2 separate regions of the Homo sapiens genome follow, and region 1 is linked to region 2. A link is a loop called in an ENCODE intact Hi-C map of the cell type or tissue named here. Cell type or tissue: PC-3. All regions are shown on one strand.

Region 1 (5,000 bases), 130 kb before region 2:
TCTCAATGAGGACAGAATATCTTGAGTGTTAACAGATGTAAAGAAATGCAAAAGTAAGAAATAATTAACCAGCCTTATAGCTGTGTTAAAGAAAACCTCACAAGAAGCCTGAATTTCCCTGTCTATTCATACGCACTCGTCATACAAGGAGTTACTCAATTAGCTGCATCACTGAAACCTGAAGTGATGTGATAGCCTGGCCTTGTTATTCATGTGGGCAGAACTCTTTAACACATTCTCTCAGAATGGCAAAAGCATCGTTTTCTCTTTCTCATCTCTTCCTGTTCCCCTCTCATGTATACTTACCCTCCATAACTGAAATTATCAAGCTTTTCCAAGCACAGTCTTAGACACACAGACCCAGCTCCGAAGGTCACAGGCCAAGATGGAGACAGTTCAGCTCCCCCTGCCCCAGAGTATTGAGACCTGGGATGGATTGTAAAAGGCTAGAACTTGGCTAGAGAGATGCCTTGTATCACTTGGACTGCTTACATATTTATACAGCCCCTTTTGGCAGCTACAAGGGCTGCAAACTGCCCAGAAAAAAAAAAATAGAGAAGATAATTACTGGATTTCATAGTGTTCTAAAATGGCAGGTATGAACTAAAAACTTAAATTTTCATTTTGGTTTACTCTCTTAGGCAGATGTATTGTTTATTTAACCAGGGACAATAGTTAATGGTATATATGCATTTCTAAGAATTTTTCTGAGTATATTATCAATACCAGATACTTATTGACGTTTATACCATAAAATCTGATTATATTATCAAAGTCATTTCTTTTACAATTGCTCTACTCATGACTTGAAATAATAATTGAATACAGTCAACAAATTTGCTTATAAAATAATACATAAACTTATGAGCAGTTGAGCTATAGAATACATTAGATGGGGGAAGGACCAAATTATTCTTGAGCGTAGTGGCTCATGACATTTCATTTGCTGCAATCAATTGACACCATATGTTCATTAGCATAAGTCCAGATGCCAGAAATGTAGGTACCTATTCACTGTTTTGTTTTGTTTTTAGTTGACACATTTCCCTTATCGTACTTATGGTTTTTTTTTGTTGTTGTTGTTGTTTTTGAGACAGAGTCTCGCTCTGTCACCCAGGCTGGAGTGCAGTGGCACGATCTCAGCTCACTGCAAGCTCCGCCTTCTGGGTTCATGCCATTCTCCTGCCTCAGCCTCCCTAGTAGCTGGGCCTACAGGTGCCCGCCACCACGCCCAGCTGATTTTTTGTATTCTTAGTAGAGATGGGGTTTCACCATGTTAGCCAGGATGGTCTCGATCTCCTGACCTCATTATCTGCCCGCCTCGGCCTCCCAAAGTGCTGGGATTACAGGAGTGAGCCACCGCGCCCGGCCTACTTAAGTGTTTTATTGTCCTAATTCTGGCTGATAAAATGTAGTTAAACAAAGTAATTTCACAATTTCATTTAACAACATGAAAGCAACCTCGGCATTGCATTGAATCTTAAAGTCTTCCTTCAAAGTAACATCTGTTTGGTAGAAATCTATTCCACTTTATTTTTTCTAGCTGTATTCATAATGCTGGTTTTTATCAAGTATGTGTCCTCTAAATATGGCATACACAAATGGAAACATTAAAAACACTTAAACACTTCAACAGCTTCCCCCTGCTAATAATATTGTTGAGGTTGATCTAAAATGAAAATTCAGATAAAACAAGAATGGATACAGTAAGAATAAAAAGAAAAAAAGACAGTTGGACTATCTGTGCTTGGTGTTTCTAGATGATTAAGAATGTTATGCTAAGAATTGGCCATTTGTAAGAGATTGCCATACGAGGTAAGTAAAACAAAATAATTGCTACTCTTGAATTCTGCTTTTAAGAAACTGATTTCAAAAACTTCATAAACTCCAGTTAATGATTTGAATCATACAGGCGTATATATGTCTATAAATATATGTTTGTACATACACATAATATGCTATGCTAATAAAGGAAATACCTTCATGAAAAGTCATTTTTTTTATTGAATGTTTCAGATGTACATCACCAACACAATCAAAGCCAAGGGAACCAGACTTGCTAAGCCAGTTCTATGCTTGGGCTTAATGTGTTTGGCATTTCTTACTGGACTCAACAGAGTAGCAGAATATCGAAATCATTGGTCAGATGTTATAGCAGGCTTTCTGGTTGGAATATCTATAGCAGTATTTCTGGTAAGTACAAATTTATTTATATATCATTGGGTTTTTAATTAACTTGCATAATCACCATGAGAAAATACAAGTGTGAATCACTGGGTTTGTCTAAATGTAGTATATCAAACAAATCATTCATTTAAGTATATAAAACAAATCATTTAAGTCATTCATTTCTTCCTCCTCCCCCATTTGTTCTGCCACAAGTCAGGTTTGGGGATGAAAAAAATACAAATCCTATGCTTAAAGTTGAACAATATATTTTCATATAAAATAGAGCTGGCCTAAAAACATACTGTCCCTCCCAAATAGTTTTTAAGACTGGGTAAAAACTGCCTATAATATTTTTTAAGGATTTATAACAAACTTTATATAAATCCTTAAAAAATGTTATAGGCGAGTTTCAGGACTGGTTTGGATATTTTTTAAAGATTCCTCAGGGAAGTTGGCATGCTGGGGTATTGAGAGAATCCCAAAGTCCCCTAGTGAGTCCCTGCTGTACTCTCCCTGAGCCTCCATGTCCCAGTGCTAGCAGGTCAGCCTCACCTGTGAGATGAGGCATTTTACATCAGTAACTAAAAACTCATGAATAGTTTCTAAGACCATACCATGTCAAATCATATTTCACCGCATAGTAAAGAGCATACACAGTGACTTCTAATGAAGTAAGCATTCCATTTATACTCTTATTATAAAATCTTCTAGGACTATTTCCATAGGTTTTGGTTGTTGGAAAATGTATTTTAGTCTGACTTTAGAATTCATTATTATTTATTTAACCAGAGGCAATAGTCAAGGGTTTGTATGCATTTCTAAGTATTTTTCTGACTTATTATCAGTACCAAATACTTACTGATGTTTATACCATAAAATCTGATTATACTCTTAAAGTATAGTATAAGTTGTGAGTGTATAACATTTTATAAGTATGAGTATATAATAAACAGCCTGAACTTCCCTCTATTCATGTGCACTAATCATTATGAGTATATCACATTTTACCCAAATGAAACAATGTGTAGACTATGAATCAAAACATATTTTTGCATTGACACATTATAATTTAAAAAATACTTTATGTCCATTTTGATTACATTTAAATTGCCCTTACATGTAACTTAACTTTATTAGCCTCATTTTACTAGTTAATAATCAGTAAGCAAACACTTCAGTGAATCTTTCCAGCTACCAAATGTTGAAACATAATTTATGTACTGGGCATTTTAAATAAGTTATTTCCTCTAGAATCTCCTGCGGTAAAGTAGTCACCATGACCTCATCCTGTGCTGCTTTTTTTTTTTTTTTTGGTGATACCACTCTCTGTGATTCCCAAGGTCCCTGGGAGACTTAGACTCAACCTTCTGTCTTTCCTGGAGATATCCTGTAGCCTCGTGAGAACTGGGGCCCTGGCTTGAACCAAAAACTTTTTTTTTTTTTTTTTTTGCATTGACTCACCACAGTTGAAACTGGTTAACATTCAAAAAGCAAAACCAACAACAAACTTTACATAAATCCTTAAAAAATAGTATAGGCAAAGCCAAGAGCATACAAGTAGCCAAAATTTCAAAGCACTGGTGTCAGATGCAACTGTATTTCAGCTCTGCGGGTCCATAACATCTTCACTGGCATCTCATCAGCCTTCTTGTTTATCTGTCGCTATTGCCACCTTCCCTATACTTCCAGTGAACACCTTACCTTACAAGGCCAACCTCAGAATGCTGGTGCCTTCCAAGTCACTTCCCTGTCTGGTGAATGTTGAGCTGAGCTCTGGATCCCCCTTGAGCTCAAGACCCTCCAATTGCACAGGTTGAGAACGTTTCATGATAGCCCTTTGAACATTCCCATACTCTCAGGAAAATGACTTCATGAAAGGATTATATGTAAAAACTGACTATATAATAACTAAAAATGCATTTATGCATTCATTCACAGCCATTTATGAATGTGAATGCCTATAGGTGTGTTATTTAAATGTGGCTAAATAACAGCCTCCCTAAAGGATCATTATAAGGCTCTATAAAGGTTAAACAAAATAGTGCATGTTCAGCGAATTTGTGACATGAATGACTGGAAAAAGTTCCATAAACTATAGTTTGCTTCCTCTCAGTTCCTTTTACCCTACGTAAGATTTGTGTTTTGAAAATGTATTTGCAGGACAATAAGACAAAGTTGAGGATAGAAGAGATGGGTTATGCAGAACCAGGGAAACAGGATGGTGCAAATTGGCCCTCAGTGGCACAAAGAGGGAGGATATCCATCATGTCCTCCAGGATATTTAGGAGGTGGAATGGTTTGGAGCCTGGTGGAACATGGAAGGTGATGTGGACGAGGCACAGGGAGCCTTCTATGATGATTCCCAGTTTTCTCATTTGGGAAACTCAACACATTTATTCTGAGCAGTAACTCCAGCTCTGGCCTGTAATATGTTGTAATATCCTAGGGTGTTTCTAATTATCTTGCAGTGTGTGCAGAATTCTAAAGTGATTCCAAAATAAAATTAATGCTAATCTACTCCAGGTCTCTATGTCTCAGTTAAAGGAACCCAGACCACCCAGTCACCCAGACTCAATGCCTAACATTTGCCTTTGGCTCATTCTCCTGTTTCATTCCACACACCAGTGATTCATTTAGGCCAGGTTAATTTCCACTATAAAAATATTTCTTCCATGTCTTGTATCTTTGCTCTCTGACCATAACTTTTGAATTGTAGACATTATTGCTTCTTACTAAAATAGTGAGGCCTTCTCTGAACCATGTTTAAAATGACTTCTCCTCCTTGAGGATTCCTTTCCTTATTCCTTACTTTACTTTTCTACAAAGGATAT
Region 2 (5,000 bases):
CCTTTTAATTGCCTGAAGGCTCAGAGCCTTCAGATCGCACTCAGATCCTAAACAGTGAGGAAAACAGAGCCTCATTTCCTCATTTGTAAAGGGAATGTATTTTTGACACACTTGGGGTTGGGTGCGCAGCCTACCACATCTTCTCAACCCCTCTCCTTCCCCTACCCATGAGTTACCCTTAAAGAACTTTAACTCATGGCCCCATGCCTTGTTCAACCTGATCCACACAGGGCATTTTACTTTCTCTGCTCTCCACTCCCGTCCCATTTATTCCCAGAAACTTTTAATTGGAATACAGAGATTCCAGTAACTAGCTGTAGATGCTAGAAGTAGCAAATACATAAAATAAAATTTCTGTCTGTGATCACATCCCTTAAAAACAGATAAAAGGATCTTCACCAACTTTAGAGGATATGTTAGAGATGATGAGTCAACACTTATGGAATGTGACATAGCAAAACGAACCTTGTCGAGTTCAGTGTTGCTAACATTTTCACTTAATTTCCCCTTCATTTGTTATCCAGGATTAACTCTCAGCATCTCTATCACTAGACATATTAGTAGCCTATTTCTTATCAAAGCAGAGACAGCTCATCTAACTTCATAACAGAATATCTTGTACTCCATACCAGAGTCACATCTAGACATATGGATAAATTGGACTAGCTAGTAATTCCATGCACATCTAAACCACTATCTCCAAAATATCCATCCAACAATTATTTATTAAAATAGAGAGAAAGTGTCTTTTTATACTTCTTTCATTGTATTTAAGATAACTAAGATAGTCACATGCACTGCATTTAATGTAATATTCTAACTTAATTTGGAATATTCTTTTCTTTTGTAGTTTTCTTTATTCATAGTTTATATGCATGAATATAGAAGTACCTTATAAGAATATATTACAAAGTTCTGTTCAAAGTACCATTGAAAGCTCTTTTCTAGTGTCTTTTATGTCAGCAAAATGTTTTTACCTTCTCGGTAGTTCTTTCTCTCTTTTTAGTTTCTTTTGCAATATTCTAAATCAGAAAACATCTTGGCAGGTATATTAGAGCATTTAAAGTTTAGGGGTAAAATTTCCAGTTCTCACTAAACAGCACTATCACATGCATTTTTCAATTTCAGCTCTAACTGCTGACTTCAGGCAGCTGTCAACTGGCTGTTCTCAGAGTGATTGTCACCTGTTGGAAAAATTCTCAACAGAGATCCATCACAGGTGGCAAGGAATGCTTTGTTTTGTTTTAATTTTCACTCCAAAGTGCACTTCAATTTGGCAGAAGCCAAACTATGAAAGAGGCCAGCTACAAAAGGAATTACATGTAGAAACCTGAATTAAATGGCACCATGTCTTCAAGGGCTGTAGTTGTTTTAGAGTCCCTTATACGTTGATACACCAAATGTCTTCCTACTTGGCCCTGACCATCGGCTCCTTGCCCTTTTCCAACCATAATGGTCCACGGATTTCCATCCTAGCCTGACAGCCCCCTAATGTTTGACTTTCTTGAGAATCTAAACAATGTATTCAGTTCTTGTTTACTGTTCCCATCAGCAATGAAAATACCAAAGCATCAGTGATCAATACAACTGGCACCAGCTTATATTTCCTTACTTAATGGCTGGTAGATTTTGAGGTTGGATCTAGTGGCATGGAAAGTAATGGAAATAAAAATGGACAAAGGAGAAAACATCTATCCCAAAGGAAGGAAGAGAAAGGATTAAATTAAGAAGCCAGGTGAAAATTTATGTGAACCCCTTGGCCCCTCAACCCCCATCTTCCTCAGCAATCTGGCTCATTTTTTGAGTGCCTACCATGTGCCAGGCACTGTGCTTTACCCAAATAAGAGTATTTTAAAATGCAATGCTATAAATTAGATATTATTAGTCCCTTTTTAAGGATGAGGAAACTAATGTTGAGAGGTTCTTTCTCACAATATCACATTTAACAGGTCTTCAAATCCAGGCATGTTAGCTAAAATGTGAGACATCTAAGAATAAGAAAATGAACACTGTATATTCTGATCCAACAGTCTGTAATCTTAAAGTGACCGAGGTAGAGATGATCAGAATCAAAGTTGTAATTAGTTCAGGGGAAATGGGAAGACCTACTTGTCTTATAAAAAAATTTTCTATAGCCAATGATGTCTGAAATTTTGAAGTAAAGTATAATAGAGAGAACAGAAGATTTTTTTTAAGTAAATAAAGTATTGGGAGTAAGGAATAATAATACTAGAAAACATTTATTGAGTACTACCATGCACGAGATACTATTGAAAACATAGTTCCAAGAGTCATTTCATTGTAATCCTAACAACTACGTAACTAAGTTATTATTGTTTTATTCATATAAAGATTACGAAAACTGAGATCTAACAAGATTAAATAACCTTCCCAAGGTCACAGAGTTACTAAGTGTCCAAACCAGGACTCCAACTCAGAACTGTATGCCTCTAGAATCTGTGCTTCAAAGTACTAGGCTAAACTACATCTGTAAGGGAACTGATGATCCTAGCATAGGTGATCAAGTCATCATCTACCTTAGCTGGAATCCAAGCTCTACAGAAGAGGATTCCCCAAGATAAAGTGAACACCTAAGCATCAGATCACTATATATATATATAAATTTAATGAGGCAGTACTAACAGTGTAGCTAAGTTCTTTACCTGGATTATCTTATTTCTTGCTCACAACAACCTAAGGGATAGGTACTAATACTAACTTTGTTTCAAAGTTGAGGAAACTGAGACTTAGGAAAATTTGCTATTTTGCAGGACTTGAAACCTAGACCCTAGGAACCATCACTCTTAACCACTATATGCTCCTTCAAGTCATATCTTTATGGGCTGAGATCTAAATCCATCTTTTATAGTACTGACTCCGTAGTACCCTACTACAGTAAAATCTTTTGCTCTTACATCTGGACCAGTCTTGCCTGTTGAGTAGTGGATGGAGTAGCCTCCAGCTCCTCCTAGTGGCTAGAATGGCCACTAACATTTACTAAAGAGTTGAGTACTGTGAATCATTGCAAACCAGGAACCACCAGCTTACGGGTTTGTCCAAAGGCCTGACAGCCATTAAACACCTGCAATCAAATTTATCCCAAACCTCGGAGGCCTCATTAAATGTCTGACATCTGGTATGCACCAGGGTACTTTAGCAACTGGGGAAGAGCAACATGCAGATTAAAATGATAAAATTACCCCCAAATTAGTTCAGCAGATGTGGAGTGGAGACACCAGGAGTTTTGTTTTTCAGTTTCTTCCTTGCATTCCACAACAATAAATATCAATGCTTGTTATCTCAGCTAATTACACAGTTTTTCAGCAGTAAAGAAACTCCATTTTCCTTTCCTTTCTGACACATAGCATTTAGATGCATCCTCTCTAATGACCCGCTTCCTTGTCTTTTAAGAATGGAGTACTACTGCATCCAGCTAGTAATTCAAAACTGAAAGTTGCTCCATCCTTCAACACTTATTCTTTTTAGGGTTAATTTTTAAATCATACCCTAATTTACAGGAATTTACAGTCTTTAAAAAAGTAGCTATTTTCAGACCTGTTTACTAGACCACAATCTGAAACATCAGTCAAAAACAGCTTGAACTGACTGCATCCTTCTCTGGAACAGAACATCTAGCAGCAGAACATCCTATTGTAGCTGGCCCATCTACCCCATAATTAAGGTTGCATTGCAGCCCTGCTCCAAACTTATTTCTGCAGGAGAACAGCTAAGATCCGTTAGATAAGATGTCAGAATATGTGCTACTGGAATTGCATCCAATCTGTTGGTTAACATTACCAGAGCCAATTTAGTGTTGAATTTAAATCACGGAAATGTTGGTGATATGGCAACATATATTCACAAAAGCTTTAGTAAAGTCAATAATGACTGCCTTGCTCTCTGAGGCTCCACTTGAGAATCCTCTTCATAAGACCCGGTCAAAGCTCAGTGAGGGAAATATATTGCTGTTAAATTAAAAAAAAGACTTATGATGTTCATCAACTCAATATTGCACACTTAAAAGTCATAAAAACCAGCTTTTTGAATCACAGGGGATTTTTAACCATAAGTTCATTTTTTTGCAATTATTCATACAAACAGATGATGTAATGTGCATTTTAAAAACAAGAAATCAACTTTAGGAATTAAGTGGGTCAAGGATAAGAACAGTGTGACTCAAAGAACTCAATGCCTCCTTTCAGATTAAAGTGAGAAACTCTAAAAACGAGAACAATATCGGGGAAAATCTTGATTTTTTTTCTTTCTAAAGCAAGTTTCATGGAAACAAAAAAACAGCAAGTGTTTTCAGAGGCTGCTATGTTTATATTATATAACCATATCTTGCTAATATATCTTTATGTGTTTATCCTTCAAAAGTAAACGAATTAAACAGACCCAAGGAATTCCTCAAATCTAAAACCAAAGAATACAATAGGAGACTAACAAAGATTTGCAGAGAACCTACTATATGCAAAGCACTGTTTTGCTGTGAGCTGCATAGTGATATAGAAAATTTGGCACAAACTGTTTGTCCCCAATGTCTACTTTATAAAAAATTCTTTCCTCTAAAACGTGATCCCTTCTACTGTCCCTTAGCTGACAGCCTCATGCCATCACAAAGCCTTCCAGCCTTAAGATCTAGAGTCCATTTTTGAAGCAGCACAGTGCTACCAAGGAGAGGCAGATAAAACGGATGGACCCCATCTCAGCATGCTAGGCACACAACTCCCCCCTCCCCAGATTTTATGAAATCACCTCAGAAACCCTCACATATAATACTCAGATAAGTTAGTCTTTCCTTTTAGCTCCCTGTCTTGAGAAATGTTTTAAGAATCCAGCCCCATCCAAATGCTCTTTGTTTTCTCCCAAACACAGAACCTGTGAATGAGTGTGATTTTAAGTCAATAGAGACATACATAATTTATAAGAGGGTTTTTTTGAAAAAAATCATGCATTTCCAAACACAGTTGTTAAGGCTATAGCAAGTAATAAAAATGCAG

What was found. Peaks named below come from ENCODE experiments on the same cell type or tissue, not always from the same donor. Only the 100,000 strongest peaks of a DNase experiment are listed, where the experiment ranks them.
Region 1: a loop joins it to region 2, with 5 times the contacts of the local background. A loop is called at or near these places in 2 of 110 quality-filtered maps.

What each region holds. Positions count from the first base shown.
Region 1 is chr1:98,919,075-98,924,074 of GRCh38, reverse strand. It overlaps PLPPR5 (phospholipid phosphatase related 5), which reads left to right. Exons shown (of 6, transcript NM_001037317.2): 4 at 2,017-2,193. Among named protein-coding and RNA genes, the nearest start is that of PLPPR5-AS1, 83 kb to the left of the region's middle. In PC-3, no CTCF peak of the experiment used is centred here; DNase peaks (open chromatin) are centred at 2,054 and 3,474; H3K4me3 peaks cover 2,555 bases; H3K27ac peaks cover 4,299 bases.
Region 2 is chr1:98,792,438-98,797,437 of GRCh38, reverse strand. No RefSeq gene overlaps it. Among named protein-coding and RNA genes, the nearest start is that of SNX7, 130 kb to the right of the region's middle. In PC-3, a CTCF peak has its summit at 2,961 (motif pointing left); a DNase peak (open chromatin) is centred at 2,967.